Regions from separate parts of the Mus musculus genome. Here all the other regions are linked to region 1. A link is a loop called in an ENCODE intact Hi-C map of the cell type or tissue named here. Cell type or tissue: left cerebral cortex. All regions are shown on one strand. Region 1 holds the start of Otx2 (orthodenticle homeobox 2). Region 2 has its middle 25 kb from the start of Tmem260. Region 3 overlaps Otx2os1 (orthodenticle homeobox 2 opposite strand 1).

Region 1 (8,000 bases):
GATTTGCCTTTCCATCATACAAAGCACGATGGCTCGGACCAAGAGCCAGGACCTGCTTCCCACAGCCCGGGCCACGCGGGACAACTGCCTGGGACATTTGTTTACCTCTCCTAAATGAAAGGCCTTAGGGACAGTCGCCAGGTGTTTCTGCACAGTGGGGGCGGGGTAACAAGGAAAGATCCGTACTCACCCTCCCCCCTAGCCTAGGCCCCACAAAGTCGTGGCTCTGGGGAACGCGACAGCCAGGAGTTTCCTTAGGACTGGAACAGCTACGAAGGAGCCAGGAAGAACTGGGCAAGCCCGGAGGAGCTCGAGGGTTCGCGGAGCCTCCAGGACCCCAAGGCTCTTAGGACACACCTGCAAGTCTGCAGCGGCAGCGGAGTGCCCAGCCTTAGGCCGGAGCCGAGCCCAGCCGGGCTGCCGAGAACTTGCAGCCTCGTGCGCACTCCCGTAATTCGCTAATTGCTGTAAATCCCAAGGACGGCCACATTTGATTACACATACAGTATAAGAACCGACAACAAAGCGACGAATTAATTACCAACTTCATTAACATAGGTCCCCAAATTAAAGGCAACGAGCTGTTTCTTTGGGCCCACTAGCAGTGGTGGCGGTGACTGAGGTAGTGAGGGAGGGGTGGGTTTTTTCGTTTTGTTTTGTTTTTCCTTCTGCATTGGGAGTTGTGAGGGGAAAGCTATCCTCCCCCCCCCTCCCCCTCCCAGCCTCCATTCACACACTCAGCAGTAGCGTTTGCCCCTCACCTCCCCCCGCCCCGTCCCCTAATATTCTGTCCAGCGTGTTTCTGCTTTTCTAGAAAACTCTGATTCTTGTTTAAAAAAAAAAAAAAAAAAAAACCAGTCTGGACCAGAAGAAGTTGAGTTGGTTGACCCTGCAGCATCCCAGCTCCCGAGTTTCGGCCTCTGAGTAGGGCGCCTCCATCCCTAGTAACTCCCAGGCCTGAAGTACCAGGCGTTTGTTCTTAAGCACAAACTGTTTCTACTGGGGGCTTTTTGTCACCTCATACTCAGCTGGAGAGATTTGAGGTATCCCCTCCCTTGGCCGGAAATCTGCCTTGGCGGTAGATTTGGGAGCTCACGTTTTCTTTTGTATCTTGCTCTATGCTTATCAAATTGAAAAAACATGCCTGGAAAGCCAGAACTCCAGAGACCAAGGGTTATTCTAAGGGGTAAAAGAACAGCCAGTGAGGACGCTGGAGTTTTCAGACAGTCCATAGCTGCGTGACTCTCTGCCTACACTGCATGTTCACAGCTCAGTTCCACTCTTGTTCATCTTCACCCATTTTTCCCTCAGCGCCGTCTGGTCCTCTTCAAGAGAACATAGCCCTGTTTTTAAGCCTGTGCCTGGGTTTGAGTTCTGCCTCTGACCCACACATTCTTTGCTAGCGTTGGAAATCGAAAACGGGGTACTACCCCCTCCCTCCTTCCCCTAGCTTTGACTTAAATATTTTCCTGCTTTATGTTGTTTGGTATCCTTTCTCTAAAATAAAAACAAAAAAGAAAAGGAGGATAAGAAGGAGTATAAAGGAAGAAGAAAAGACCGAAGAGGGAGGCCTTCCTGTCCATCATTTTAATTATACAATTAGTTCACATGCTTGGGCCCATAATGTATATTTTAAGCGTAGCCCAGTGTTTTAAAGAACGTTCTGGTAGTGTCGGAGGCCTGGATTTGTTGCCTGCTCTTCCCCCCGTGCAGCAGCGGCCTGTTTTCCTCCCCCTGTTGTGTGTTTTTATTATTTTCCCTCTGGCTTAGATGTGTCAATCATTCTCTCCCTGCCATTGGTTGGAGAGTTTGCGTCAAAAAGTTGCCAGAGAGGCGCTTTCTCAGCAAATCTCCCTGAGAGCGGAACCTTCCTCAGCTCCAACTCAGCCTCCACTGTTACTAAAAAATAAAAATCGCTAGAGGAGCTCAGTCGCCACCTCTACTTTGTATGTATCGTAGACGGACACAAGCCTGTTTACAACTCTGGCCACTTCATTTTATGTTTTCTTTTAATTGTTTTTTTTTTCTGGTTATGTTTGACTTTTTATGGAAAGGTGAAGACTACAAGGTTTTTAACTGAATGCTCTTGATTTCTTTTAGGATAGCTGGCTATTTGGAATTTTGAAGGATAATTTGATTTTTTTTTCTTTTCTAACGTCCAATGCGGCTGTAAGGTAAGTGTCCGTCTGTCTTGTCTATAGCGATATCTTTGTGTTCCCCCAGTCCGCAGTGACCTCCGCTCCTCCAATGTGCAACTCTGCGGACGTGGAACTTCCTTGGGTGGGGGCGGGCGATGTATTTTATTTTTCTAATGAGAATTTTGAGACGAAATAATGACCATTAGGAAAAAATTTGACGATCTGTAGAAGAGGGAGGGAGTGGGAGGGAGCGAGAGCGCGTGCTCCTGGGGGTCGCTGCTACCGAAGAACGTCGCAGAAATCCTAGGAGTCTAATCTGGGAGTTGGGGAGGGGTTTTGTTCTTATGCCCACGCTATTCATGGCTTCTCCTCGCGAGCTTTGCATTTTGGCCCCTAGATTGAGCTGGAGTCCTTAGGTTTGGTTCCAAGGGCGTATTTTAGAATCCATGACAAAATAATGCTTGTGTAATGTACCTAGGTTGGTAAATTAAAACAAAGATAATAAGGTGGACGCTTCCGAAAGACGGAGCTCCCGAAGGCCGGCTCTCCATTATCGGCGGGGGCCTCGGGCTGCCTCTAGACTCCTCGGTTTGCAACGGGAGCCGAAATCGGAGCGGATAACCGAGGAGGCGACAGCGCTGGCGTCTTGTTACTCCCGCGCCGCCTCAGCTCCTGTTTCTCGTCCTCACTCCCCAAGCTTAATGCCCCTCTGCTCTCCGCCTCTTCTCAAAGCCGCTAGGGCTCTTGAATCTTTTACAACTCTCCTCCTCTCCATCCCTAGGGGTGCGGCTCCCCCAAGCCCCAGAACTGTACACTGAAAGTCGGGGCTTCTGGGCCAGATCGCCAGGCCGAGGCCGCTAGTTGGACAGGTTTTAAAGGCGACTGTGGCTAGTGTGGTTCAGGGCACGCGCGCCTCAGCCTCTGCGCGCAACTGGGACAGCCAGACCTGAGGGTGGGCGCCTGGATGCTCCTGGTCAGAGACCCCGGAGTCCCTCCCTAGGAAGGACTTCGAGTTCTTAGTTGTTTTGTGTCTGGGGTAGCATCGTGGCCCGTTAAGCACTTCTGTACTGCCTTTTCTGGCTTGGGGACAATGAAGTGTCGTAGGTCAAGGCTGACCTTATACGGAGGGGCTCGCCGAGGCCCAGCCCCTGCTCTCGGCCTGCCCCCAAAACGAACTATTAGAAGGTCCCCGCTGACACCCGGCCTGGGCGACGGTTCGCGCGGCAAACTCCGAAGAAGTGGCGGTGTTGATGCGTTCAAGGGACTATTGAAAGCCAGTGTCCGATTTCACTGGAAAATCTGAAAACCTTAGAGCCCCAAACCGATTTGGTCTTTTGGAGGGAGAAGGGTGTATGGAGAGAGAAAGAAGGCCCAGCCGCGTGGACCACTTTGGGTGGGGACCGAGAGGAGTTGCTCTTCCTTGGAAACTGTGCCCTCCATTCCAGAGCTTGGGGGGGGGGGGGTGTCAGGATTTCGTCTGTTCACCTCGGGACTTTTTCCGGCCACTGAAAGTTATTAGCACTAGAGTGGAGTTGGGCGCAAACTCCTCCCCCAGAGAAAGGTAGACACCCAGGCCTCTCCTTCCAGACCTAACACCGGGGCTTCTTCGAACTATAATTAATAGTCAAGAGCAACCCTTTGGCACATTTCTTTCTCCCTCCCTCGCGGGTGGTGATGTTGATTCCCCGAGGCCAGAAACTTTCACTCGAGTTGGCGGGCCTGGCGCCGGCTGTTTTCCAAATGCCCGCGTACCTCCTTCTTCCTTTCCCTCCGGCTCTCGGTCCTCTCCCCTGCCTCAGGCCGAGCCGCCAGTCAGCGAAGTTTTGTTTCCTTTCTATCATGCAGAAAATTAATCAGCCAGGACGAGAAGCAGAGCTGAGCACGACGGCCTGTAATTAAGGGACGTGTGCCCCTCGGATTATCTCGTTAGTTTATCAAGAAAACATTTATTATAATTAATTCTCGGACGAGGTAATTATTATTGAGCGAGGACACAGCAACTGGTAGATGGGCTTCTTGGAAGAAGGGGAAAAAAAACCACCAAGGAGGGGGGGCGATCTGGAGGGGGAAGCGACAGATTGCACGAATTGACCGTTAGATATAAGGCTGTGCAGGCCGGCGCAGGCAGTGGAGACGGGGCTTGGGCATCAGAGCTGCTGATCTGCCGGACTGCAGGGCAGAGACGCCGGACCCAGTCGCTTGCTCCTGGAGGAGAGAGCAGTCGGGGAGTCGCCGCGCTATCGCTATTTGCTCCTAGGTATGAGCTCTCGGAAGCCATCTCTCCTCGAGAGCGGTCACCTTAACTCTTGTGTCTTAGAAAGAGTCCCCACCCCCATTCCCCTTTGCACTGTGCGTGGAGAGGAAGCTAGAATGGAATCCTTAGCAAGCGGTGAAAGTTAGGTGGAAGGGCCCCGCAGCCGTCTTTATTATCTATCCGTGTTTATTATCTAAGCTCGCTGTGGAGAAGTGACCGTGGTTTGGGTTTTGGTTTTCCTGTTTTGTTTTTGTTTTGTTTTATTCCGCCCACATCTCCAGGAGGAAAAGTGAAAATAGTTTTCCCTGACAATTTGAGCCGTTTTGACTCTCCAAGAAGGACCTCGCCCCGAACTTTCTGTTACTGCTTTTTATCCTGGAACATGCCGCTTTTATCAAATGATCTGTTTAGGCGATCTAATTGGGTGAGAGCTAGACTAGTAAATAAATACATGCCCATCTTAACATCATATATAACAGGTCAGAACTGTCCAAGGGAATAAGAGTGTATTTTCAAAGAATTCCTCTTTAGAGGGTATTTAAATAAGGAACGACTGGGTTTTTAAAGAATCTTACGTTCACAGTTACAAATAGCTAGATCTTGGAAGAAGGAACACAGAATATAAAGTGTTCTTCGCAAAAGTAACTAGTTTCACTCGTTAACAATCCAGTTCTCTTAGAAGGACATTTATAAAAATCACATTTTAGGGTGGGGAAATAAGACTTGTGTTCTGAATGTAAATCTGGAAGAAATCACAGCTGTTGAGTTTTGTTTGTGAAGCTTTGCCTTTGTCTCTTAAGCAAGGTAAATATGAAAACCTAAGGTCTTAATTTTTTCATTAATGAACTTTATGAAGTGACAGAGAACTCAGTCTTGTATCCGCCATTTTGAGGAAGTTTCTCAGAGTGTCAAAGTTTCAAAGCAGAGAGAGAGAGAGAGAGAGAGAGAGAGAGAGAGAGAGAGAGAGAGAGAGAGAGAGAGCGCTTTAAGTGCCTTATTTTTGGAAAATAAAAGCCAGCCTTACACACATTGCCTGCCTGTATTAACATCGATGGGGGGAGGGGTTCAGCAAAGGAACACAGATGACTTTTCTTTTTCTCCCCCCACCCAGCTCCTTTTCTTACAAAATTGTAGGAAATTTAAAAAGCAGAGAGAAGTGCGGTTAGTTCCATTGCTTTGGATGTTTATTGACTTCAAACCTAAATATATGGGAAAGGTGGCTCCCGTTGCAGCCCCCTCTCCCCCCAACCCAAAATCCAAGAAAAAGTGTTTCCCGCTGGATCTGTAGCCTCCTGACATAAAAAACATGGAAGCGGCTTGCTGTAGGAATGCACCCCTCTGGACTTGCAAAATGTGGGGGCAGCAGTTTATCTGACTTTACTTCAGTTAGGATTCTAACTTAAGCATTTCTGTCAAGCCCTGTGCTAGTCTTGAAGAAAAGACTTTTTTTTTTCCCTCTCAGTATGTTTAAATTAAATATTTGATGGGTGTCGCTTAAAAGTTAAATAGTTGTTTGTTTAGCTATAGTTCTTTAGACACATGTAATCAAACTCCTCCAAAACCCTAATAAATCTGTTACTTACTTCGAAATCTAATTATCCAGACTACTAATTAGGTGAAAATGATTACTGGAAATGACTTCAAATGTGGGATAATAGTGATTGGGCAGTTTTCACAAGTTTGTTGTTCAGCAAGTTGGTGTTTTAAATGTTGAATGCGTTTACATTTTAGGTTCACAGCAGTTGAAAGTGGTAATAATTTAAAAAAAAATCAGCTAAGATAATTAAAATCTCTGCCAGGGAAAGGCAACAGTCTGGGAAGAGGTAGATTTCTTGAATTGTTTCTTTGTTTCTCACCAATGGGCTTTGTTATCAGCATTATTTATTTAGCCAAAGAGTTCTTTGTCTCTGCAAATGGCCCCAATCAAGTTTTGTTTGAGACAATTAGCTAGTGCCAGCCAATGAGTCCTATGCAAATGTTGGGTTAGGAATGTAGAGCGTGCATTTGGAGGCGTGGGGTTTTGTTCTTGGGGAAGGCAGATTGTAATTGCTTTCCTCGGGTCGGTTTTCTTTCTTTCTTTTTTTAAGTTTAGGGTGGGGGTGGGGAAGACAGGTTTATCTGGTCTCACTCCATCCCCTCTAGTTTTGGAGCTGCTGGGGGGTGGGGGGGACGGCGGGGGTGGGGGACGCATCTGCAACTCCTTTAAAAGCCTGTGCCCAGCGTCTCCCGGGTTCTTTTTAGTTAGTGCTGGAACGTGGAGGAAGCTGCTCCCTCCGAAGCAGTAAACCAGCATTTCTGTTTGTTTGTTTGCTTTGCCCTTAGTTCCGTCACTCCAAATCTACCCACCAAGGACCCTGACCCTGTCCACTCCAGGCGAATCGAGACCGTCCGGCTGGGTCCCCCCAATTTGGGCCGACTTTGCGCCTCCAAACAACCTTAGCATGATGTCTTATCTAAAGCAACCGCCTTACGCAGTCAATGGGCTGAGTCTGACCACTTCGGGTATGGACTTGCTGCATCCCTCCGTGGGCTACCCCGGTAAGTGAGTCCGCGGCCTTCTAGACGCCCTTCCACACGCCCGCCCCTCTGGAGCTCCGAGGTTGGAGGGCGCGCTGTCCTCACTCAAGCTCAAGGCGGGGTTCCCGATGTATTTTCCTTGCTACCAAACTGCCGAGTGCCACAGAGCATTTACTGACCCAAGAGGGAACAAGAGGCTGGGAAGAGGCGAATCTGGGGTCTGCAGAAGTAACAGAGAATCACACCGCTCCATTCTTAACTCGAGTGGCTTGGCGACATTCATTGGGCTAGGTCGTGGAAGGTTGTTGACCTTGTCACTTGAGCACGCTCTTGCGTACGTTTCCACGTCCAATTCCTAGCTATTACTTCCCTGGGAGCAACCGAATTCTCTCCCCTACTGTCCCTTCCAGTTTTCCCTGGCCAGGGGCTTCCAGGGGTTTCCGGTACGTCGATGCCCTGTCCCTTTAATCCTTAGAGGTGTGGCTTCCCTCCAGGTGCCAGACAATTTTCTTTTCTAGTCAGATTCCTCCCTCCCCCCAACCAAAAACTCATAAAAGTATGAACTATGTCCCATTTTAAAGATAAAAGAACAAACGTCCCTGTGGTGTTAAAATACCGTGGGAACTGGCTCGGCGTTCGCTGCGTCATTCTGAACCTTTGGTCCTCATAGAGCCTTTAACTTTACTAGTCAGCCTTTTCTGGTGATGTGTGTGATCTAGAGGTTGTTATTTGCTTGTTCGTTTCCAGAACTGGGCGTGGGGATGGGAATTGTGGCTCCTTGTTTTATTTTGTTAGTTCCTCAAGTAATTTGTAGCTGGCGTCGGGGGGGGGGGGGTTGGAGGGGACCGCATTACACTGGGAGGTCGTGTGTCCTGTGAGGCTCTGGAAGGGGTGGGGATACTGGGTAACGCGGTGAGAGGAGGGAGGTCGGGGAGTCTGAGGACCGAGGCAAAAGTCCTGTGACTGAGAAACTGCTCCCCCACCCTAAAGGGCCCTGGGCTTCTTGTCCTGCAGCCACCCCCCGGAAACAGCGAAGGGAGAGGACGACATTTACTAGGGCACAGCTCGACGTTCTGGAAGCTCTGTTTGCC
Region 2 (8,000 bases), 240 kb after region 1:
CAGCTCCCCACCACTTCTCTGGGGGACTATGCGCTGGCTGAGGAGATCAGTGGTGAGCAATTTTTCTGCTTTGAGTTCAAGATGTTAACTTGCTAATTTTAAGTCAGCCATAGTAACAAGCAAGCTTTTCCATCCCAACAGCTGTGTGTTTAGCAGCATGCTGTTGGCCTTACTCATCTCTCACCAACCAACGTAATGCCTGTGCTCTTTTAAAACATCAACAGACTACATCCAACCTAGGAATGATTCCCTGCCTGCCAGAAGCACTCATGCAACTGATTTCATTCATTTGGCACCAGGGAGGGCAAACAGATCATGGTTAAAATGTCAATTTAGTGTCAGGCTCTTAACCTACCGCCATTTAACCTGTAAGGAAGGAGTATTGCAGACGGCAAGCTTCATGAAAGCAAGTGCGGGAACTATACTTCCACGTCATTATGGTTTTCACTAGGGAGGAAACCACTGGAGATGCTGCTGTCAAGGCTCAAGAAGTGAGACAGTCAGAGAGACTTAGGATAAAAGCTGCATTCCATTGAATGAAAACACAAGAGAGATGGGTTTTAATAAGTAAAAGTTTACTTTCAAAAAGAATTAAGAGGAAACACATCGTCTACAGTCTGCACTCTGCATTCACAGGCCCCACATCCTTAGAGTCAATCAACTATGAACTAAAAATATATATTAACGAGGAAACCTTCCACCTGCATTACAAAGGCAGTTTCTTCTTGTCTTTATTCTCTAGTGACACAAAATAACCATTTACATTGCCTCTACAATGCATGAGGCACAGTTTATTATTTAAGGTATATGGGTGGTGCACATCTGCTGAATACACTGCCATTTTATAGAAGAAATTTGAGCACCCAAGGATTTTGCTGTGTGTGTCTGTGGGAATGAGATGCTCAGGTGATGGGGGGGGGGGAGGGTGTGTGTCCTGGAACAAGTTCTCAGAACATAGCAAGGTGGGATTGATAATATGGATTGTCAATTCAGTTTGTAGTCTTGAGTCATGATGGAAGCACACCTTTGGGTGTGTCAATGAAGTCATTTCTACTGAGCTGGAAGAACTACTCAGAAGTGAGGGGTACTATGTCACGGGCTGGAGCCATCAACTGACTAAAACAGACAACTGTACCGGCATTCATAGCTCTCTGCCTCCTGACTGCAGATATCTGCTGCCTCAGACCCAAGCCATCAACTTCCCCACCACAATGGACTGAGCCTTTCACACAGCATACCACACAACCCTTCAAGTCGATTCTGCTGGCATCTGATCACAGCAGCAGGAGAAGCAACCAGTACTCAAGGACAGTCACAGATGCTCCCAGGTTGCTTTTAACTGCCTGGGAGCTGAACTACATACAGCATTGCTCAGTTGTGAACTCGGCCGGCCGGGCCGCAGATGCCCTCAGCACCTCAGCATGTCACTAGCAAAGTATGAGAAGCAGAGCTAGCCTCAGGCCCCCCTGTTGTGTGACACACCATTCACTTAGCCTTTCTCAAATGGTTATTGCGGCTTTTCCTCTGCTACTAAATGAAAAGGTGACCTAAGTCTTAATTAGCATTCCCTACCTAGTGTCACATACAGTGATGCCTTCTAGTAAAAGGTTGGGGGATAAAGAACTAAAGCTCCATATGTAATAGCCAGTAATGGGCACACATGTTTGTAAATGTTTGTTTTAATACTAATGTCAGATTATTTAGGACCTAATCCTTCCTGTTGATTGGACTGAGCATACATGGGGGGATAAAGATTTCTATCCCTACATTAACACATTTTATGAATTTCAAAGCCACTCCCCCCAACCCCACTAAAACACAAGGTCATGAACTAATAGAATCCTCATTTTCTGAGTGTTTTGGTAATCTGCAGAGGAGCCCTATAGACGTACTAGGTAAACAAGTCGCCTGAATTCTTATGAAATGCATCAGACCAGTGAGTGCGCTCCTCGGAGCATCTGCAGGAAATGGAACAGAAGCAAATGCTAAGAAGCACTCTGCTCCAAGCCACTTATGTAACCGTGCTGCCACAGATTAAAATTAAGCTATTCGAGGCCACCCCAAGCCCCCAAAGAGACTAAAAGGAAAGAGACTTAGATCTTTTCATGCCTTCTCCCCACCCCAGAGGATTACAGCGTCAACCTTATAATCATTAGTAGCTGCAATCCTGCTTGATCTTCTGCCCCTGTTCCACCGTTCAGTCTATCTCCCCTTCCCTCTACCACACGAGTTTTTGTTATGCATCTGTTTTTCAGACCAGTGAATCACCATTTCATGGATTAAAAATCAAAAAAAAAAAAAGTTCAGGAGTCTGGAGAAGATTTCTTAGAGGGTAAAAGCCCTTGCTAAGCCTTACTGAGTTCAGATCCAGCACCCATATAAAAAGCCACGCATGGTGGCAAGTGCCTATAACCCCGCCCGTTGGGAAGCCAAGTAGGGGAGGCAGGACAATCTCTGAAGCTTGCTGAAAAACCCAAGGTCTCCAGACGGGGTGAGAGATCCTATTCAAGTGATGTCCTCCTGTGGTGTCCAGCACAGACAGACATGCACACACACACACACACACAGACACACACACAGAGGCACACACAGAGGCACACACATTAAAGTCCAGAGTGGAGTAAAATCATCACTTTAGCTTTCAAAAAGTCCTCCGATCAGCTGTCTTTTGTGCTCAGTTACTGTGGCTTCCTACCCACACCGAAAGAAGCTCCTATCTCCCCCCTCATCTTCAGGGCTTTGCTGCTCTCTGGCAGCAGAATGGCCCACTTACACTTCCTTAGAGGCTGCCTGACTGGGGTGCATTAGCCTCAGAGAACTGTGCTCAGTGGGGGTTTCCTGTCACTTTCCATCATCTGTCCTTTGCTATCTGTGACTCACAGCCCTGGGACAACAGACAGCCCTTCCCCCAAGAAAGTCAAAGCCTGCGGTCTCTGTCCCGGTGTGACGTGACCGCTCTGAATCACAGCCTCCTGGACCCTGCACGCCCTTCCTTCCCATCTGAAGTGAGAAAGGCTGCTGCAGCCTGGTCCCAGAGCTGGGACAAGGGGACTTCACACTTCAGAAGCCCCAAGTCAGTTGTATGTGTCCAGGCAGGAACTTTAAATAGTAGAGTTTCCCTTTTCAGGGTGGATGGGGGGGGGCGGGGAAAGTCTGTAATGTCAAATTCTTTCTCGAAGTGGAGATCGACTATGTGCTCCATCATTTTATTTCTTCGTCTCCCATCCACCCTGCTCCTCCTGCTCTCTCCTTCATGCTCTCCTCCCCCCACCTGCACCCCCCACTGTCCTTCCTGCTCCTCCCTCCCGTCGTCTCCATTCTACCCTCTTCCCCCCCTTTCCTCTCTAGCCCTTCCTTGCCATCCCCCACCGTTGCCATTCTGGGCTTCCTGTCCTCCTTTCCCTCACACCCTCTCTTCCCCTTTTTATTCCTTACACTCCCACTGCCGGGAGTGTTCCTCTGTTCCTGTTAAATCATCTGCATTCATCTTTGTCATATTCAAAACCATCCTCCACACAGCCTCCTAAGGAGTCTTTCCATAGAAACATTGTTATGTTATTCCATTCCTTAGGAGTCTTCACTATTTAAGTCCTAACGTGACTTAAGGGATCAAGCGCCTTCCTTGTCCGCTGGGAAAGCAGAGTATGGTGGGCAGCTAGCTCGTGTTATTCCTTCCTGAGCATGAGCCACGTGCACAGACTAGGAAGAGGTACCTTCGCTCCTCGACCAGATTAGAAAAGAGCAAAAAACCGAAGAGGCTCTGCATACAGAAATGACTAGGCTAGCCCCTTTCTCTAACAAAACAAAATAAACAACAACAACAACAACAACAAAACTCGAAACTGTACTCTTGGCCTAGCTAGCCTGGCCTTCATCCCCTTAGCTTCTCGATTACAATTACTGAATTTCCAACTATAAAATCATTCCTGTTCTTGATTGTTCTTATCCAGAAGGAACTACTCCTTTAAACCTCCCCAGGATCTCCCAACAACAGCCCTGGCCTTGCCCTCCAGCTCCCTGCCACCAAACTACTCTGAACACCAAACTGCCTTTCACTGGTTCGTCCAGCAGTAAGCTGAATACATTTATCTACCCAGCTTAGGAGTGCTTATCAATGGTATTGGCCTATTCTCTTCAATGTACTTCTATCTCTCACAATGCATGCTCTGGTCATACACAGTAAAACTATGGTGCACGCCTTTAATCCCAGCACTAGGGAGGCAGAGGCAGGCAGATTTCTCAGTTTGAGGCCAGCCTGGTCTACAGAGTGAGTTCCAGGACAGCCAGGGCTATACAGAGAAACTCTGTCTCAGAAAACCAAAAAACCAAAATCAAAACCAAACCAACCAACCAAACAAACAAAAAAGACTTCAGAGCGTGTTCATGTTGTCTTAGTGCAGTCTCCTGTGCCTTGTATTAGCTCCAGCTGGAGCCTGTGCACAAAGCTTCCTCCTATTCTTCCATAAGCGTCCCTAAGCCCCAGCCACTGTTTGGCTATGGGTGTCTGTATCAGTTTGGGTCATCTGCTGGGTAGGGTCTCTCAGAGGACAACATGCTCCTATCTGCAAGCATAACAGAGTATCATTAATGATGTCAGGGATTGGTGCTTGCCCATGGGATGGGTCTCAAGTTGGGTCAGTTATTGGTTGGGCATTCCCTCAGTTTATGCTCCATCCCCCTTGCCTGCATTTCTTGTAGTCAGGATAAATTTTGGGTTGAAAGTTTTGTGGGTGGGTTGGTGTCTTCTATTGCTCCACTGGGATTCCTGTCTGGCTACAAGAGGTGGCCTCTTCAGGTCCCATAGCCCCGATGTAGTGATTCATAGCTAAGGTCACCCCCATTGATTCTTGGGTGCCTCCCTTATTCCAGGCCTCTGTCTTATCCTGGAGATGCCCTGCCTGCACCATCTCACCCTGATCACTTGAATATTTCCATTCATTTTCATGGCCATCTAGCCATCTCTGCTAGTCAAAGGACACTGTCAATAAGACACATCAGCAGCCCACAGATTTGGAAAGGATCTTCACCAACCCTACATTTGACAGAGTGCTAACATCCAAAATTTATAAAGAACTCAATAAGGTAGACACCAACCACCCCAATAACCCAATTAAAAATGGGGTACAGAACCAACCAGAAAATTCTCAACAGAGGAGTCTCAAATGGCTTCTGAGAAGCCTTAAAGAACTGTTCAAAGTCCTTAGTCATCAGGGAAATACAAATCAAAATTACCCTGAGATTACCACCTTACACCCATCAGAATGGCTAAGGTCAAAAGTTCAAGAGACAGCAGATGCTGGCGAGGATGTGGAGCAAGGGGAACCCTCCTCCATTGCTGGTGGGAGTGCAAACTTGTACAACCACTTTGGAAATCATTTTGACGTTTTCTCAGAAAACTAGGAGTAGTTCTACCTCAACATTTTTTTTTAAATTGGACCTTTCTAGATAAGCTGTTCTCCACCTAGACTCATCTAAGGAATTTAAAACATGTCTGTGCTTCTTCTCAGCCCCAACCCCTTAAATTTTGCACAGGGCTTGGGCACTGGCAATTTTCAAAAGTTTTCATAGTAAAAGACAAACATTGGTGATCTAGGTCCAGGAAGGATTCTATGTGCTTTAAAAGCACAAAGTAATTCACAGCACTAAAAATGAGCAATAGATAGACAGAAAAGCTACTTCAATAAATGATGACTGAAAACTGAACACATTTTATGAAGCCCCTTAGTCTGTCTGTGTAAGCACCGAACCTTCCCAAATGCAAAGGGAACACATGCTCAGAGTCACAGTAAAATTGAGGCTGTAGAGTTTAAAACATTAAACAATTTGGAAATGTATCTTGTGTGCATAGGTCAGAGAATATTGAAATGAAATGGGGCCAGAAGCTAATAGATGGAAATATTTCTACCTGAACATCTCTCCAGGAGGCAAAGTAGAGATTACAACCAGTTTGTCTACACAAGTGACAGGCGTACCAAGCACACCGCCATTGCCAGGGCGATCGGCTCTAGTTCCTGTGAAGGTGAGAGTAATATCGGGCTCATTAATTGTCTACATTTCCGATATGATAAGACTTCAGTGGATGGTGTTAATTAAACAACAAAACAACTCCTCTTGTGGTGGTGTGCATTCCAAGTTAGAGCAATTAATTCACTCACTTAAACTGATCAAGATTTAATTACCATCACTCTGTGCAATTACTCCATAATTAAAGTAATTTGGTTCCTTCCACTTGCTGACAGTGTCACTGAACAGCCATTCACAGCACCAAAAGAAGTGATAATTAACTTAAAGAATAGCTCAGGGCTGTTTTACGCACACAGGCTCGCTGCTGATTATTCCTAAAGACCCCAGAATGAAGTTAAGCATGGAAAGAAGAATCCTGGGATCGTTTTAAAGTGATGATGATGATGATGATGATGATGATGATGATGATAATAATAATAAATAAACAACACCTTAAGGCTTGCCCCTTCTCCCCAAAATAAGGTCCCTAGAAGCTTACACACTTCTTAGAAATTTAAATGATGGTGGCTGCCGTCACTATAACCTAACCATAAATTAGTGTCATGTGCAAAACAAACAACTTGAAAAAAATTAAGCACTTAAATATTGGTTAGGGCTAATTACTGTGGGAGATTAGAGTCTACTTGGCAGTTGGTAGGAGTGGTACAAAATATACTGGTACAGAAAGAACACTCGGGATCTTTGGGAAAGGACAGGAAAAGATGTCTAAGGATTGCATCTCTGTGGGGCTGGAGAGATGGCTCAGCAGTTAAGAGTGTTTGCTGTTCTTCTAGAGGACGAGAGTTCAGCTCCTATCACGCACATCAGGTGGCTCACAACCTGACACCTTCTTCTAGGCTCTGCAAGCACTCACGCACAGACTCGCAGAATCGCCATAAATAAAATTAAAAGCAACGTTTTTTTTTAAAAGTAAAGTATCACGATGTTGGAAAAGAAACCTTGGAACACACAGACAGACACACACACACACACACACACACAAGAGAGGGGGCGGGGAGGGAGAGGAGGGGAGGGAGAGGGAGAGATCAGCTGCCTGTATTTACTGTGGGATTTGTTTTGAGTGGCTACCTGAAAAAGTAAGTTTTTTTCTCAAGCAGAAAAAGGTGGACGAGCACTTTAGGGATGTCGGAATTGCGACAGCATTATGGAGAACTGCTCAATCCCAGGGGCGGCTAAGCTCCTATACTCCTGGGCCCAGATCAAGGGTGTGAAGAGCCAGGCTGGAGCCTAGCCCGTGCACAAGGTACATTCAGAGGTGAATTATACTCTGAGGGGCAGGGAACTGGGGGATAGCTAGGTCTGAGTAAAGTCCAGAGGCCCTCCAGAGAGTGGGCTAAATGAAACCAATACAGAGGTGCTGACAGCTTTCTCGGGATTCAGGGTTAACTGAGGACATGCGTGACTGTCCTACATGGAGAGAAGCATTCTAACCGGCAGGGCCTTCCATTGCCCTCCATGTAGAGCATTACTCCCCGGTCCTGGCCTGAGAGTTTGGGAGGCAACTAGAGGAATCAGATCCTTTGCCTTTTCTGAATATTATTCAGATGCAACTCTCTTTGTTGTTATTGTTGTTGTTGTCGGTGTCTACAGACAAGGAGCAAAGCTAGGGCTTTGCACGTGTTAAGCAAAAGGCTCTGCCACTGAGCTACATACCTAACCCTGAAATGTCGGCCCATGGAAATGTGCACAATGCAAAGGGTCAGGCTGCCCTTCTGATGCAGCTGCTCTGAGCAGTGCACACTAAGACTATTCCTGGGAACGGAGTCCTGCCCAGTGTTCTCATTACACTGGTAATAAAGCTGAAGTGTCTAAACAGCATCAAGTGTCTTTGGAGAATAAGCAGCTGAGATCACAGGTCTTGCTGGTGCTGGAGCTGAATCTGAAATGACTGACTCAGATCTGTTGCAACAAACAGTTTTTGCTGGGCAGTGGCTAAAGCAAACTAAAGCAAACTATGACATTATTGGCTCTTTAAT
Region 3 (8,000 bases), 72 kb before region 1:
TGCACCTCACCCGTGTTTTCTAAGGGCACTGAGAAATAATGTTCACGTTTTTCTTCTTCTCCTTTTTTTTTTTTAATTTTCTTTTTTATTTAACCGTGGACAGGTTTGTTTTTGTAACTGTCAGCAGTTGGGGCTATTTTGAGAATGTAGGACAGGGTTAAGGATTAGTCCCAGCATTCTCTTTGCTGTGTATCAGAGCCGCTTAGCTGTAATTAATCAGGACATTAGGTTTTGTACTCTTGGTTCAGGTCATTTGCCTATGAGCTGCCCCAGCCTTTCACAAAGGCATACTGCATATGTTTCTGGGTACCTTTTTGAGAGAAGATTTAAATTAGCCAGATGAATAATACTTTGTTACAAGTGTTTTGCCCTAGGCAAAAAGGTTTTCTTCATATTATCATAGCCCGGAGCTGCAGCCCTCCAGCTTGATGTGACTGGTGTTATACTGTCACAAGGCAATGATGTAAGAACAGGGCTCTCTGTGTCAGACAAATCTGGATTTAGGGGAATTATAGCAGATGTTGCAAAATGGCAACAGTTTAGCAAGTTCCTTTTATCCCAGTGTTGGGAGGCAGGACTACTAAGTGCAGCAGACAGAAGAGAATGTTTTCTTTGATCGTTTGCGCAAGCTCTAGGGTAGGGACTTCCCCAGTTACAGCACATCACTAATGATATAGTTATACAGTCGCTGGTGGATCAGAATACAGAATTAAGGGCTGACATTTTTTTTTAAGTATTTGTTTTGGTTGAGCTTGGTATTGTGGTCATTTACATCATAAGCTTCAGATGCTAAGTAAGGTCTAACTCTTGGTTAAGGAAGCTTAATTCCGGGGAAGAAACGGGATAACAACAAAAGCTAACCACAAGACATAATTTAACCTCGGCAACCCTCTCCATTCAGACCTACCATGGACGCCTAAATTATGTGAACCCCAAGAAAGAGTTAAAGTGTATACGTTATTTTAATTTTTATATTTTCATATGGTCGAGAATATTTAACCATGTTTAATAACAACACAGTCTGCACTGTTAATGTCTGTGCAAAGCTTAGTTTCTTTAAGATTAAAAGAAGAGCTGTCTTCAAAACCTTTGGATGCCCATGATGGAGAAGCCTTTCAGTTCCACTCGAGTAAAATTATTTACAAACTTGGTTAAGGTGAGTGGGCGCATGGTAGTGGGCCAGGACAGAAACACAGCAGCTATTCCTGGAGAGAGGGGATGCTGGATTTGGCTCCTTGAAAGTGTGCCTCCTGTGGTTCCCTGCACACCCAGGACTGTCTCTGGGTTTTTAGAAACTTTGGGGGGAAGTATAGCATTAGATTTCACTGAAGTGTATACTGTCAGAAGACAGCAGGAGCAGGCAGGACGGCAAGAAAATGCCTTCCCCTGGGGAAAGACTTGCAATTATTACTAACACGCACACATAATGAATTTGCTCTTTTTATGCAAATATTTATCGATCATTTCCATTGGAGCATTAGACAGTGAAATTCACACAAACATTTCAACATTTTTTCAAGTGGCTTCTATCTTTACAAAACGTCTTTAAATTTTTAAAGGTGTTTTAACTTGCAAATTTTGATTACCTCTTGGGTGTGCAAAAAAGAAAATGAAATATTCTAATTTTTCAGGTGGTTTTCATTTAAAACAAAGCAAAGGATGCAAATATAGATGGGTTTTTTTAAATTATGGATGTGAGTAGCTATGTTTTGTATGGTTTTTTTCTTGAAGACAGAAATGGATTGGAGAAAAAAAAAAGGGCAGGATCAGAGGGAACTGCCTCTGTTCCATATAAAATATGCCTGCAGGGGAACCTAATCGTCTTTGTATATTTTACCTGTTTCACTAATGTTTACACAGAGAGAGGGTGTGCTTATGCACCAAAAAAGTAGGGATGTTGAAGAAGATTTGGGGTTCAGCAGACATCACAGTTGATCACAGTGACACATTACGATCTCTTTAATAAGAGGAGTATATGTTCCTCCAATAAGTGTCTCCAAAATTAAATTAAAATTCTTGTACTTTAGATTTTTCAAAACTAGGTTTTCTCTAAATCCAGAGCTCAGGATAATGGTGCTTGGTAAAAACTCTAAAACTCAAAAGTTTCCTTGAGGTGGCTTAACTCTAACTTTGAATTTGGCATGATGTGATAAATGGATATTTATTAGTCTCTACTCCCCTCAACCCCAGACTGAAGCCTCACCTATGATTTAAATTAAACTAGCCAGCACCCAAGCTCAGATCAGTAGTACTTTATATCTGGTGACAAAGACAACCCTGAACAGTGGGTATAGCACTGGGCTCTACACATTGGCGTGTGGAACAAGCCCAGGACGAAGAAAACTGAAAGATGCTGTAAGGACATGCTGTGTTCAAGAATCCTAGACTCATGAACACGCTCTCAATAAAAGACTTTTACTTTTTCCTCCAGTCTGCCTCGATAATGACTATCCCAGAGATCTTAAAAACAAGAAGACACATATCAGAAATCCTATTACAACCTTCAAAGTCCTGGCAGTGAGTGGTAATTCCCAACCAGCCCCCTACACATAGCTAAGTCTAAGAATAATTTGGAAGAGGTTTCTGTGCGGGCGAAGCATCTGCCATTTCACTGTTCACTAACTCATCGTTAGCCAAAGTAGGAAACTCAAACAATTGGGCTTCATATCTGCATACTTGGAATTTGACTTTTTGATTCATGATTGTACCCATTAGCTTTGAAAATCCACGTTTCTGTCTAGTTGCGTGTTTTGCTTGAACGATCTCAAATTATGCTTTCGAGTCAAATATTATTACAAGCTCAAATACGTGGGAGACGTGAGTGTGTGTCACTGGTCAGGGGGGTGGTGTTTGTTTTATTGATTTTCATCTGGCGAGTTTAAAATATGAGCAAACTTTTCACGGAGGGCTTGGGGACATTTGTTTGAACACTCCTGGAGTAATTGGAAATGCAACAATTGTTTAAAAAGTGGTATTGTCCATGAAAAGATTTAGTGAGGGATGAAGAAATTTCTTGAACCCAAAGACCTAATCTGGTGATCCAATTCTCCCCCCTGTGTCCATTCCCGTGAAACCCCATTTACCGGGCCCTATCCCTCGCCAGCTCCCCGCATCCTACCTAGCCAATCCTCTACGTTTCCCACATTGTCTCGGCTTTTGTCTTTTCAGTCTAAACAGAAGAACAACAGATAGGGTTCCGAAGGGCAGGGAGCATCATGGGCTGCAGGAGAATGGCTGGGATGAGGGTCAGATCCTGCCCCTGCTGCCAACAGTTACTAGGGCTTGTGCTGCCCGGCTGAACAGTGTTCAAAGGCTTCGCTGGGCTTTGTTCCACTGTGTGGGGATTAGGCCTGGCGGTCTGAGAATTTGCCTTCTAATTAAAAAGGATAAAAGATAGAAGTAGCATTAGACTAAAACAGAGCAGTGATACTTCACAGGCTGAAGTTTTGTGTGTGTGTGTGTGTGTGTGTGTGTGTGTGTGTGTGTGTGTGTGTGTGTGTGTGTACGTGCGCGCACACGCGCATATGTGCGTGCGTGTGTGTGTGTGTGTGTGTGTGTGTGTGTGTGTGTGTGTGTGTGTGTGTGTGTGTGTGTGTGTGACAAGGCAATGCTCAAACTTGTCTGGATATTTTATTTCTTCCGTATTCCACTCAGATTTAGAAGAGAGAACTTGAGGAACTCTTCCCAGAGGTTGTGGGTGTCTGCATCAAAAATGTGTGTTAGGGGAAGGAATACAGTCAACACTGGAGAGTGGGGGCACTCCCAGAATCACCTTCTATTTCAGACGCTGGCGAGAAATCAATCCCACTAAGAGTGGCTTCTGTCTTTCCATTCCACTGTGTCCTGCCATGCCTTCCAGCATCTCTACCTGCTCTCTTCTCTGTTACTCTGCATCTCCTTGCAACTGTGGACCCTGTCTTAACCAGCTGTAAAATGCAATTAAGAAATCACGATAGACACACACACACATAAACACACCAGTCTCTCTACGTGTGTGTGTGTGTGTGTGTGTGTGTGTGTGCGTGTGTGTATTTGTGTGTATGTGTGTATATACACAATCCCCCTTTCTGTTTATGTTTACAAAGGTAAATGTATTCTGTGCCTATAGTTCGTTGAGAAAGGGACCACCTACACATCCAAGTGAAGACCAGGGGAACCCAGCCCAACGAATGGAACCCTGTCTTAACCCCCATTTGCTGTCTAGCCTCCATAGCTCACTGAGACGTGTGTAAAGAGCTGTATGGTTTAAGAAGTACGGCTGCCACTTGTTGACTTAAACAAGAGTCCGGGAGTGACTTGTTCAGTACTTGACTGGGTACTCTACCAGGAAGGAATTGGAGGTGAGATTTCTGTTAGAAATACTGGACCGGTTGCAGAAATCAGTTGACGTGGGTTGATTCTACCCCCCCCCCCCGGGGTGGGGGTAAGTGTTTCCTAGAGGACCTCCAAGCTTTCAAAGCCACTGAGCTCAGACTGCATAAAGGAATGCCCTCTGTTCCCACAGAGCTCATGTTACTTCATGAGGCTGAAGGAGCGAAATTTCTTTACCAATTTTTGTTTTCCATTTGCCTCATAGACATTAAGTAATCTCCTTTACAAAAATACTGTTTTTGAAGTATGAGGTTATCATGGGGTTGGTTTGTGTATTTCAGAGATGCAGCATGCTCCTGTTCGTTTAAATAAATAACGTTTGAAGTTGCATTTATTCATTTGAGCTATTTACCCATAACCTATATTGAGCATCACTAGAAAATATAGTGAGTTCATATAGAGCTGTCTTTTGATTTAATGTATAGATTTTGGGATGAAGTCTGTGACTTTTGTTTTTAGCATAAGGAGTGCCTAGTAGTTCTAATTCTCTAAACTCTAACTCTTTTCTCTTTTAATGCCTAAACAGAATTAGTATGTTGGTGGTTTTGTGTGTGTGTGTGTGTGTGTGTGTGTATGTGTTGTGATGTGTGTATGTGTGTTTTAGATCTATGAGATAAATTTTGCAACTCTGCTAGATATATGTACAAGTTTTTGTGAAATCCCCCAGTCTGATTTTGATCATGAGCTTTGTGTGAGAGAATCAAACGGTTCTCCCGGTTCGAGGGGACAGCCATGGTAATTTCTATTACGTTCTACCTCTTTCTTTCATTTTTGCCTTTTGGAGTTGACCAGTCCCCTGCTGACTCCCAGAATGCAGCAAAGCTGGACCTGCTAGTACCACTCTAAAGAAAACAGAGATAATAATCTGATTTAGACATTGAGAACACTGGGAAGAATGGCAGCAGTCGTGGGTACCAATGGGTACCAGAGCATCAAACGCTCCCCTCTTCCCAGCCCCTGCTTCTCTTTAGCAGTCAGAATATGTCAGGCATTAGCACAAAGCCAAGCCATTATGAGAATGTAATTCACAATATTTTGGCTTCTATTTTTCAGCAGCTTTTGAGTAAAATATTGTACAAGAAAGAGGCCTTTGTTGTGTTTATAATGCATGTACAACCTGGTGAGAAGCCGAATAAAAAAATGTATATTATTTGCATAACTTGAATTAAAGAATTTAGTGCATTATTGGGTCTTGAATGTCTTAAATTTGAGAGAGCTGGCTGAAGAGCAATATTACTCCATTACCGTTCTGTAATTCATATAATGAAATCATATGGCTAAAAAAAAATTCAGGTCTTCACAATGGCAAGTGGAACCTGACTTCTGAACTCCTTTTTAATGAAAACAGTAATTTATAAGCTGGCACATGTGTGTGCCCCTTTCTGTTTGCTGACAATACAAGTCCGTGGCGTTCATATCCTTTCATCTGCTCTCCCCAAAAGGGCCTTTAAGAGAAGCCAATTCCATCTAATAGATGTTTCCCAAATTCGAGGCACTGAAGACGGTGGCCTCACAGAAGATGGGGAGATGGAAGATCCGTTGGAATGTCTGTGAGTCCATGCAGTTTTCTGACAGCGTCCCCAGGCTACACTCTTTACTCCACTGCACACACAACTGGAACAAGCAGAGCCCCACTGGCCACACAGAGCCCACGCACATGTGTGTGCGTGTACATGTGTGTGTTTTCTTTCAATACAAACAGAAAACCCTAACAATGTCCCTAACCCTAACCCACCCCCATCACCCTAACAGTGCCCTAACCCCACCCCCACCCCTGCTTATGAGATGGGATGAGATGTGAAATGTGTATATGTTTGTTTATTTATTTAGAGAGAAGGGCTCTCTCCATAGCTCAGGTTGGCCTGAAACTAATTAGATAGCCCAAGTTGTCCTCAAACTCACAGTAATCCTTCCATCTCTGCTCTCCTAATGCTGAGATTACAGGCACGGGCCATGGGGCCTGTTGTACAAATGTGTTCTTTTCTTAAATAGTTGTTGTTATTATTATTTGTATACATAAAGTAGGCTTGTAAATGTATTTCATAGCAGCATCAAGGAAGTTCACATTGCTTGAGTGGCTGTGTTCGAATGTTCAGTCTCCAAGAGCCTATATTCTGTTCATCTGTCTGCATGTGGACTTAAAGACTATCCTCTGTTTGGTTGAGATGGCTCAGCAGGTAAAGAGGCCACTCACAATTACCTGAGCTCACATCACTGGAACTGAAGACATGGTAGAAAGAACAAGCTGTCCTCTGAATATCATGGATCACGAGGTGTTGGCATGCCCCACCTGGCTCTCTCACGTAGGTGTGTCCTAACATACATTAGCTGTTTATGCTCACTCGTATTTCTTGAAGACGCCAAGGATAACTCAACTAGCAAGCCTATTTAAGTAAAAACTCAAGGAAGCAGTTCAATGCATAGAATCTAGAAAATGATCAAAGTAAGCTATTACCTATTTGGGATAAGCAGCCATCATCAGCATTGTGAAATAGTTCAGATGTCAGATACAAAGCTTTTGTTGCACTTCCAAACTAGAGTTTAAAGTCTTTTTCAATTAATTATTCCTCTAGGGCCAGCAATGTGTCTGCTCACTGTATTTCTCCACACCGCAGGGGTGTGTCTCCTTTCAAAGAAGAGATGCCTGCAGGCCTGATGAAAACCAATAGTTAACTCTGGAATCTAAACTAACACACAAACAAAAACTCTGTAATCTAAAGGAAATTCAAGAATGTGCTGTCTGTCTATTTTGCATTTTGATGTTTATGGGCAAAGCCTGACACATATTAGTCCAAATGCAGCGATCTTTTCAAGACATGAAAGCCATTTCTCTACTTCTACATTCCAAAGATTCTCCCATTTGACTCTCTGTCATGGTTTCTGGAAGGAGAAGAGGGCAGGAAGTGGGCTGGAGAGGAGGCTTGGCTTACGAAATAGACTTGGACCAGCTGCAGCCTCTGCAAACAGATTTCTTTATCTGCAAGCCAGGTTGGAGCACATCAGCTGCTCTCAGCAGCTCGCTATGCAGCATCCTCATCCCCATGTCCAGCAGAGTACATGAGTGCCAGGCTCTCTCTGTCCCAGGACAGTTCCACGCCTTAGGTCCCTCCTAAGCAAGAACATCCCAGAATTCCCAGTGGTGTCCTTGGTGAGACACCTATGTGTCATGAGACATCTTTGAATTCTTTGCAGGTGGATGGATAGAGCCTAGGGTCAAGGGGTGAATAGCCAGCACTTTGTCTTCAAAGCCAAGTCCTTGATAGGAGGCAAGCTTTGATGTTCAGAAGGGTGGTTGGTGTTTTCAGAACTAATATCCAAAACAGTAATGCATAATACATTTGCTTCCACGGACAGCTGCTGATGCATAGCTGAAGGTTAAAGATTGTTTAACAAAAAGAACCACTCCATCAAATGTTTTAGAACACAATTCTATAATTCTAAAACAACTGAAAAACATAGTCCAATTCACTATGAATCCCTTCTTCTTCCTCTCCTTCCTCTTCTTCCTCTTCCTCTTCCTCTTCTTCTTCTTCTTCTTCTTCTTCTTCTTCTTCTTTTCTTCTTCTTTTCTTCTTCTTCTTTTCTTCTTCTTCTTTTCTTCTTCTTCTTCTTCTCCTCCTTCTTCTGCT

What was found. Hi-C counts contacts between places; a loop is a spot of excess contacts. Peaks named below come from ENCODE experiments on the same cell type or tissue, not always from the same donor. Only the 100,000 strongest peaks of a DNase experiment are listed, where the experiment ranks them.
Region 2: a loop joins it to region 1, with 3 times the contacts of the local background. A loop is called at or near these places in 2 of 42 quality-filtered maps.
Region 3: a loop joins it to region 1, with 2.0 times the contacts of the local background. A loop is called at or near these places in 4 of 42 quality-filtered maps.

Annotation. Positions count from the first base shown.
Region 1 is chr14:48,661,374-48,669,373 of GRCm38, reverse strand. It overlaps Otx2 (orthodenticle homeobox 2), which reads left to right and starts at 1,730. Exons shown (of 5, transcript NM_001286482.1): 1 at 1,730-1,946; 2 at 2,101-2,174; 3 at 6,715-6,930; 4 at 7,924-8,000. The coding sequence starts at 6,834. Otx2os1 (orthodenticle homeobox 2 opposite strand 1) reads right to left here and starts at 86. Exons shown (of 5, transcript NR_029384.1): 1 at 1-86. In left cerebral cortex, no CTCF peak of the experiment used is centred here; DNase peaks (open chromatin) are centred at 3,360, 3,922, 4,520, 4,748 and 3 more places.
Region 2 is chr14:48,417,082-48,425,081 of GRCm38, reverse strand. No RefSeq gene overlaps it. Among named protein-coding and RNA genes, the nearest start is that of Tmem260, 25 kb to the left of the region's middle. In left cerebral cortex, no CTCF peak of the experiment used is centred here; DNase peaks (open chromatin) are centred at 125, 1,989, 2,821 and 3,452; H3K27ac peaks cover 2,078 bases.
Region 3 is chr14:48,733,633-48,741,632 of GRCm38, reverse strand. All of the region lies in intron 4 of Otx2os1 (orthodenticle homeobox 2 opposite strand 1), which reads right to left. Among named protein-coding and RNA genes, the nearest start is that of Gm22699, 32 kb to the left of the region's middle. In left cerebral cortex, no CTCF peak of the experiment used is centred here; no DNase peak of the experiment used is centred here.